Regions from separate parts of the Homo sapiens genome. Here region 2 is linked to region 1. Evidence: chromatin loops called from intact Hi-C (ENCODE). Cell type or tissue: PC-3. All regions are shown on one strand.

Region 1 (4,000 bases):
AAATCAATTCTAGCTAGATTGAATGTCAAAGTGTGAAGGCTATATAAGAAACATTTTAGAAGACAATATAGCCAAATGCATTCATGACTTTGGAGTAGAGAAATATTTTCTTTACCAAGACACAGAAAGCACTAATAATAAAAGAGAAATTGAAAAAAACTGTATCATTAAAATAAATAACTTATTTTTGCCAAAAGACATAAGGAGAATGAAAAGACCATTCACAGGATAGGAGATAATATGTGCCACACATTGAATGCACCAGGAACTCCCAGAAATCAGCAAGAAAAAGGCAGAGACACCAACAGGAATATAGCTGAACAGGGATTTCATGAAAGAAAAATCCAAATGGCACCAAAAAAGGATGCTCTCAACCTTGTTAGTAATCTAGGAAATGCAATTTAAATCACATGATATATTAAGATCCTGTTACCCTTCCCCCTTTCTTTCTCCACTTCCCTGATCACAAAAATAGAAAAATATGACAATCCTAAGTGCAGCTGAGGAAATGGAGCCACAGTGTCTTTCATGTACAGCTGGTAGGATAGTAACTAGAAACCACTTTAGAAAATGGCTTGTTGTTATCTGATTAAGCTGAATATGAACACATCCTAAAGCACAGCAATTCCCATCCTACTTTTTTATACAAGAGAACCACCTGCACATGTTCACCAGGATACACGTTAAAAATGTTCATAGAAAGACAAAAATAATGCTCATGGAAGTGCATTATCATCTTAGAAACAACCCAAATGGGCCGGGCACGGTGGCTCACACCTGTAATCCCAGCACTTTGGGAGGCTGACACAGGCGGATTACGAGGTCAGGAGTTTGCGACCAGCCTGGCCAACACAGTGAAACCCCATCTCTACTAAAAACACAAAAAATTAGCCAGGTGTGGTGGCAGGCACCTGTAATCCCAGCTACTCAGAAGGCTGAGGCAGGAGAATCGCTTGAATCCGGGAGGCGGACGTTGTAGTGAGCTGAGATCGTGCCACTGCATTCCAGCCAGGGCGACAGAGCAAGACTCTGTCTCAAAAAAAAAGAAAAGAAAAGAAAAGAAACAATCCAAATGTCCATCAAAAACAGAATGGATAAATGGATTGTAGCATATTACTATAATGGAACACAGAGTAATAAAAACTAAAAGAACCATAGCTACAAGTTCTTTTCGTTTTTGACATGGACAATTCCCACAAAAAATGTATTAAAGGAGTAAGCCACAGAGTAATACAGTATTATTCCATATATATAAAGTTCAAAACCAGGCTAAATTATCATTCTTGATGCATGTGTAGGTAGTAAAACTGTCAAGAAAAGTAAGGTAGTTATCATCATGAAACTCAGAAGGTGGTGATACAGAGGGGAGGGAAGGGGATGTGATGAGGGAGGAGGGTGTGATCAGTAGGGAAACACGCAGGGCCTCCGGCGATGACAATATTCCATTTATTAAACTGGGTGATGGGTTGTACTGCTGTTCTTTATAATCTAATACACAATCTTAAATGTTCTTTTGTATTTATTCAATAGGTAATAAAACTTATTAAAACCACATATCAAAAAAAGACAGATTACTCAGTAAGAAAGCTATTTCACTTAATGGTATTTGCACATCGGCTCCTTACATTTGTGAGATAAAATGCCAACGTTTCTCTTGAAAGAGAAACTAGGAAGAGTGCATTTGGGAGAAGCAAAGCTTCTGCCTCTCACAAACTGTTCTCATTCGCTCTAATACACTTTGTTTATTTTTCGGCTTAGAAATCTCCGATAAGTTATTTTATTCAGGTTCTTAGTTGAATGTCCTCAGGCCACAAGCTTAGCTGAAAGAAAGTACTGGGCTTGGAGCTGACTCTGCTCCCAGGGGCCAGACCTTTGATGTCTGAGCCAGGTAAAAACAGGATGCTGCCATCATATTTCAAGCCACATCCATCCAGCTTGAAGGAATAAAGTGAAGGAAAGATCAATATCTGCTTCTTCTCCTTTCCTATGAGGTTAAGATCAGGGACCCTGGATCCAGACTGCCTGGTTTGCATACCAAATCCAGCCCTGTAGCCTGGAGCAAGTTGCTCAAATCCATTTGTTCCTCCTTTTTCTCACCTGTAAAATGGAGCTGAAGAGAGTACAAACCTCCTAAGGGGATTAGGTTAATACTGATGAGGCACTAGCAAAAGTGCTTGGCACAAAAAGAGTACTCAACATGGGTTAGGTGGTGATGGTTATTATTCTCAAACATATATTTTTGTCCAAATCGACTTGACATCTCCATCTGGGTCTCTAACTTTACATGTCCAAAACTAAGCTCCTGTTATTCCCTCCAAACCAGCCCCTGCATCCTTTCAACTGCTCAGAACAAAACCATCAAGTCATCCTTGATTCTTCTCACAGTTGCTCCATCACAATTTTTGCTAGTCCTACCTTCAAAATACATCTGGAATCCAATCACTTCCTGCCTTCTCCAAGCTACCACCCTGCTGCAAGCCACAATCCTCTCTTGCCTGGATGGATACAGTGGCCTCCTACCTGGTCTCCTTGCCTCCACCTCTGTCCTCTCCTCCCAGTCTATTCTCAGATACACCACTCTCAACCGCTACACCATAGCTGCCACACAGTTTTAACAGAATTACTGTTGAAACTCAAGCTGGATCAGGCCACACCTCAGTTCAAAACCCTCCATTAGCTTTCCATCTCACCCACAATAAAAAATCAAAGTCCTCAACATGTCTGCCAAGGACCTGTGTGTCTGAGTCTCTGTAACGTTTCTGCCTCACCTCCTTGTCTTCTCTCCACATTCACTCTACTCCGGTCACACACCAAGAGCACAGGTGCCCCTCAAGGGCTATTCACTTGCTGTTCCTTCCACATGGAAGACTCCTCCCTACTTTCTGCAAGGCTTGCTGCCCCATTTCCCCCAGGTCTTCACTCACATTTACCTCTCAAACAGTCACTCCCTGGCCTTATGGAAAATTTCACATCCCCCTCACCATAGTCCCTTGTTTTGCCTCATTTTTCTCTCCTTCCCAGTTTGTTACCTAACACACTTACTGTATTATTTTTATTTATTTATTTATTTATTTTATTTTTTGGAGACACAGTCTTGTTCTGTTGCCTAGGCTGGAGTGTAGTGGCACAATCTCAACTCACTGCAACCTCTGCTTCCCCAGTTGAAGCAATTCTCCTTCCTCAGCCTCTCGAGTAACTGGGATTACAGGCGCCCGGCTAATTTTTGTATTTTTAGTAGAGACAGGGTTTCACTATGTTGGCCAGGCTGGTCTCAAACTCCTGACCTCAAGTGATCTGCCCGCCTCAGCCTACCAAAGTGGTGGGATTACAGGCGTAAGCCATCGCGCCCAGCCCCTAACACACTTATATTTACTTCTTTAGTGTGTTTCTGGTATGAACCCCCCTCCCTGTCCCCCCGCAGAATGTGGGCTCCATGGGGCACGAGTATTTGGCTGTATCCACAGTGTTTGAACATGACTTGAACGTGAGCATAAAGCGGGAAATCAAAATAACATGGATTATGTGAATAATAAATCTGCAAGTTGTCAGCTAATACAGTATTTTTCTTTCTTCTTGTCCTTCGGGATCCTGGGTAGATTAAAATTTTAAATACATATATTTTGATGTCATGTCCTTTATATTTTGATGTTTAATCACCAGAGTTATAGGATTTTTTTGATGTGTAAATGTGCCCATCCATGCACAGAAAATAGATCTAACTCCATTCTTTTATCTGTGGCTCCTCTGCTTTTTCATAGCTGGCAGTATGAAGCAGCTACTGCTCCCAGGACTAGCTCAGAGGAGCTCTTGTTCACTCCCCAAAAGCTCCATTAGTAACAGATTGCCCAACTGTTAGGCAACTTCAACGTGGGGAGAGCAGGGACTGTGTCCAGCTCTCCCATAACTGTATTCCCAGCACCTACATTTTTTTCTGCATGAATGAACTAGTTAATTGATGCATGCTTGGGTGGTTTATTGTGTTTTGTATCCCACACCAAGG
Region 2 (4,000 bases), 80 kb before region 1:
TTCCACACTACACAACACTGCCAGGTCCTATGACAAGCTAAATGTAAAAGAAGGAATAAGACTTTGTCACTACCTTTAAGAAGTTCAGAGACTAGCAGAGGCAACAGGCAAATAAACCAACAACCACAATACAGCAAAAGCAATTACAATACAACACAAAGTGTTCTTATGGGTATATAAAAAGTGCTGTGTGAACCCAAAAGAGGAAATGACCAGTAATTCTGCCTGGGATAGTTGAAGCCAAACTGGCAAAGGAGCTGACATTTCAGTTGGGTGATATACTAGCAGAGAGAATGTCTGAAGACATTGAGACAGAGTGGAACGTGCTCAAGATTTGGAAGTAAATACATCTGGTTGGGATGCCAGCTCAGTATTCACATTTGTGAAATGTGAATAATTACTCAAAAACTTGAAGGGTTGTTGTGAGAACTGGAAAAAATACATGTAAAGAACTGAGCCCATGCAGAGGAAACTCCATTTTTAGTAGCTTTTAGTTTTTGAACAAATAACTGTTATTAGTCATATTGCCCAATATACATCTCCTATTGTAGATTTGTCAATCTCCAGAAATGCTTGCTTCTCAATACAATAATATTAAGTTTCTGAGGCTAAACAGCTTAAGCCTAGATCTTAAGCCCATGGTGATTTGCTAGCTTTGACCTCCCTCCTCACTTGAATATGACTCAAGCCCCAATGCATAACATGACACTGTGCACTGAGGGCAGTTGGCTGTCCCAATCAGAGTGGTTTATTAGAAGGCTGGAGGCGAGGACACAAAAACATCAGGACTAATGGGAGTAGTAGCCACTCTGGACTGTGCCTGTCTGTGGAAAACCATTTAGAACAGCATTTGTAAGCATGCACCATATCAGCTGCCCCTCTGTGCCCAGCTTACAGCAATACTCACTTTAATCAGCATCAGATACCCCTATCTGTCTACAAATTTCTGGAACAGAGGCTAACAATAAGTGTTAAAGTAGTCTAAGAGAGACAGTCTAATAAAGAAGGCCCAAAATGGCAGAACTTTCTCAATACACACAGGCTCTTCCTGTAGTGATGGAAAGTCTCACTTGGATCCAAGATTTTAATATAGATAACGAAATAGGCTCAGTATCCCTTCGGATGGTGCAGCAGGTTAGTGCTTCTGAATGTTAAAGCATTTATGCAACAACTCAGAAAGTGTTTGCAAGGCTGACTGGTTCTATACTGACATTTCTAGTCAAACTACACTCATTAAAGTAAGAGAATGACCATGGTGTCAGAATCCATAGTGGCAACTTCTGCTAATACACAGCTTTGCATATAAAGTTGATTGCATGACAAACTGATACAGAGGGTGTTTACATCATTTAATCATCAGAGAGGACACTGCAAATGTCTCCACAAGGAATACAGCATGTCAAGAGACAGCGGACTTGTGCTGTGCCACAAACAGGCTGTAGGGGACAGTGGGAAAATTATATAAGATCTGTAAGCCTCAGGTCCCTCACCTATCAAATGGGATAACGATGCCCTGCAGGATGTTGTGAGAATTACAGATGATGTGGGCAAGTACCTGACATGGTGCCGTACACAGAATGAACACTTAATGATTGTTTCTGCTATAATTAATGTAAGGCACTGCCATCTATAGTTTGGAGGGGCAGGAACAAGTAGAAAAATATTTGCTGAGTTGATTGCTTTTGTTAAATGGCTGTTAGACTGATTATATGGAATGGAGTTCAGTGAGGGTGTACATGTGTGGGGGGTGTGTGTGTGTGTGTGTGTGTGTGTAAAAGAGATAATGAATACAAATGAGAATGAGAATAAGAAAATGTGTATTGGGTGAGCAGAGGATAAGCAGAGAGAAAGAAGGGAAGAGACGGGGAAAAGTAGCTTTCAGAAGAAACATGTCTACCTTGTTAGTAGACCAAAATATTTGAAGGGCAAGCCTTCAATGTGTTATGTTGTTTTACTTTTACTCTGCTTTTAGTCATTATTATATGCTCCATCAGAGCCTGACACACAGCAGGCACTCAGTAAATATTTACTAAGTGCACACCTGGATCAAGCATTGTGCACACTTGCAGGTGTGGCTATGACTAAGCACAGAAAAAGGAAACCAACAGTGGTGGTGTGGGACAAGTGTCAAGCAGTGGCCCTGACAGGCAGAAGTGCCCTTTGCCCCAGTGGCTGAGTCATTGCGCCACCACAGTGACACACTGAAACAGGTTCCATTCACAACATCAATAATGACATGAGGTCATTCTTCCAACAAAGCAATGAACCCCAGAGAGAGGCTCCAAATCTTAACACAGGAAGGGTCTGCTTCCGTTTGTCACCCTCTTCCTCAGTGAGCAGATCAGGTACATGAAATATTTTACTGTCCCATCCTGGACTGGATTTTGCCTTCATTAACCCTATGACAACCCAAGGGGAGGTATATTTACAGTTTATATGTGAGGAAAATGAAACTCATAGAGCTTACATAACATGCCTATGGTCAAATATCAACCAGGTTTCGAAACCAATGCCCTTTTAACCTCCTTGAAGTAGAACGCATATACAGAAAAGTGCACATATCGTAGCTCCATATATTTTCACAGTTGAGCACATGCATGTAACCAGCACCCAGATCAAGAAACAATTGCCTTTGTGCTCCTGACCAACCTCTTCCCCGACCGTGAATAATGACTATCCTGACTTTTAACAACGGCATGAGTTTTGCCCAGAACACTCTAAACTACAGTAATCACTCCTTCCACCAAATTCCTCTGATTTTCTTATCGGCATCGCTCATTTGGAATTTCCCAATACTCTCTTGTAGAGTCAAATAGTTGTTCTTTTACGTATCTCATCTTTCTAATTATGATTAAAACCTCCTTGAGACCAGGGTTTTGTACATTTTTAGATTCCCCCACACACCTATTATGGAGGAGCCACTGTAAAGTGTATCTACTTAAGAGTTATTTTCTGGTTACTGTGTATCTGACACTGTTTCAAGCACTTTACGTGGATTATCTCCTTTGATCCTTTCAACAACCCTGTGAGGTAGGTACTGCTCTTATCTCCCTCTTACAGATGACAAAACTAAAGCACAAAAAAGTTAAGTAACTTGCCCAAGCTCACGCTGTTAGAGATGGAATCAGGGCCGGGCATGGTGGCTCATGCTTGTAATCCTAGCACTTTGGGAGGCCGAGGCAGGTGGATTGCTTGAGGTCAGGAGTTCAAGACCAGCCTGGCCAACATGGTGAAACCCTGTCTCCACAAAAAATATCAAAAATTAGCTGGGTGTGATGAAACAGGCCTGTGATGAATCTCAGCTACTCAGGAGGCTGAGGCATGAGAATTGCTTGAGCCTGGGAGGCGGGGGTTGCAGTGAGCCAAGATCGCGCCACTGCACTCCAGCCTGGGTGACAGAGTGAGACTGTCACAGGAAAAAAGGAAGGAAGGGAGGGAGGGATGGAATCAGGATTCAAACCCAGGCATTGTTACTTTAGCCTTTCTTGTTATTCTGTTTTTTTGGCAAACTTTTTAAAAAGTATAAAATACACAGAAAATAACATAAATCATAAGTTTAAAGTTCAATAGCTTTTTACAAAGTGAAGACATGTAGGTAATTCACTATCTCAAAAGACAGATCCCCAGAAGACCCCTTTGTACCCCCTTCCTATCACTAACTACCTCTTCCCCCAGGGTAACAATTATTCTGACTCCTAACACCATACTGTAACGTGCTTGTTTTTGAACTTAGATAAATGAATTCATATAGTATGTTCTCTTTATGTTCATGAGATTCATTCATTTCATTACATGTGATGTGTTAGTTTGCATTTCTGCATCGTATTCAATTGTGTGAATGTGACACAATTTATCCATGTTAGTGTCGATGGACATTTGAGAGCCAGGCTTCTATGAATATTCTTGCACATGCCTTTGATGCACACATGCTTGCTTCTGTCTTGGGTACTCAGGAGCAGAACTGCTCTCTCACTGGATATGCAAAGCGACTATGCCAATT

Evidence for each region. A loop is a pair of places that touch in the nucleus more often than their neighbours do. Peaks named below come from ENCODE experiments on the same cell type or tissue, not always from the same donor. Only the 100,000 strongest peaks of a DNase experiment are listed, where the experiment ranks them.
Region 2: it touches region 1 in a loop (5-fold over the local background); 4 of 110 quality-filtered maps call a loop at or near these places.

Annotation. Positions count from the first base shown.
Region 1 is chr14:81,381,183-81,385,182 of GRCh38, forward strand. All of the region lies in intron 3 of STON2 (stonin 2), which reads right to left. Among named protein-coding and RNA genes, the nearest start is that of STON2, 17 kb to the right of the region's middle. In PC-3, no CTCF peak of the experiment used is centred here; a DNase peak (open chromatin) is centred at 1,529; H3K4me3 peaks cover 1,531 bases; H3K27ac peaks cover 2,778 bases.
Region 2 is chr14:81,301,313-81,305,312 of GRCh38, forward strand. All of the region lies in intron 5 of STON2 (stonin 2), which reads right to left. Among named protein-coding and RNA genes, the nearest start is that of GTF2A1-AS1, 82 kb to the left of the region's middle. RefSeq lists an enhancer at 2,104-2,248 and a cis regulatory region at 2,171-2,181. In PC-3, no CTCF peak of the experiment used is centred here; a DNase peak (open chromatin) is centred at 2,119; H3K27ac peaks cover 1,514 bases.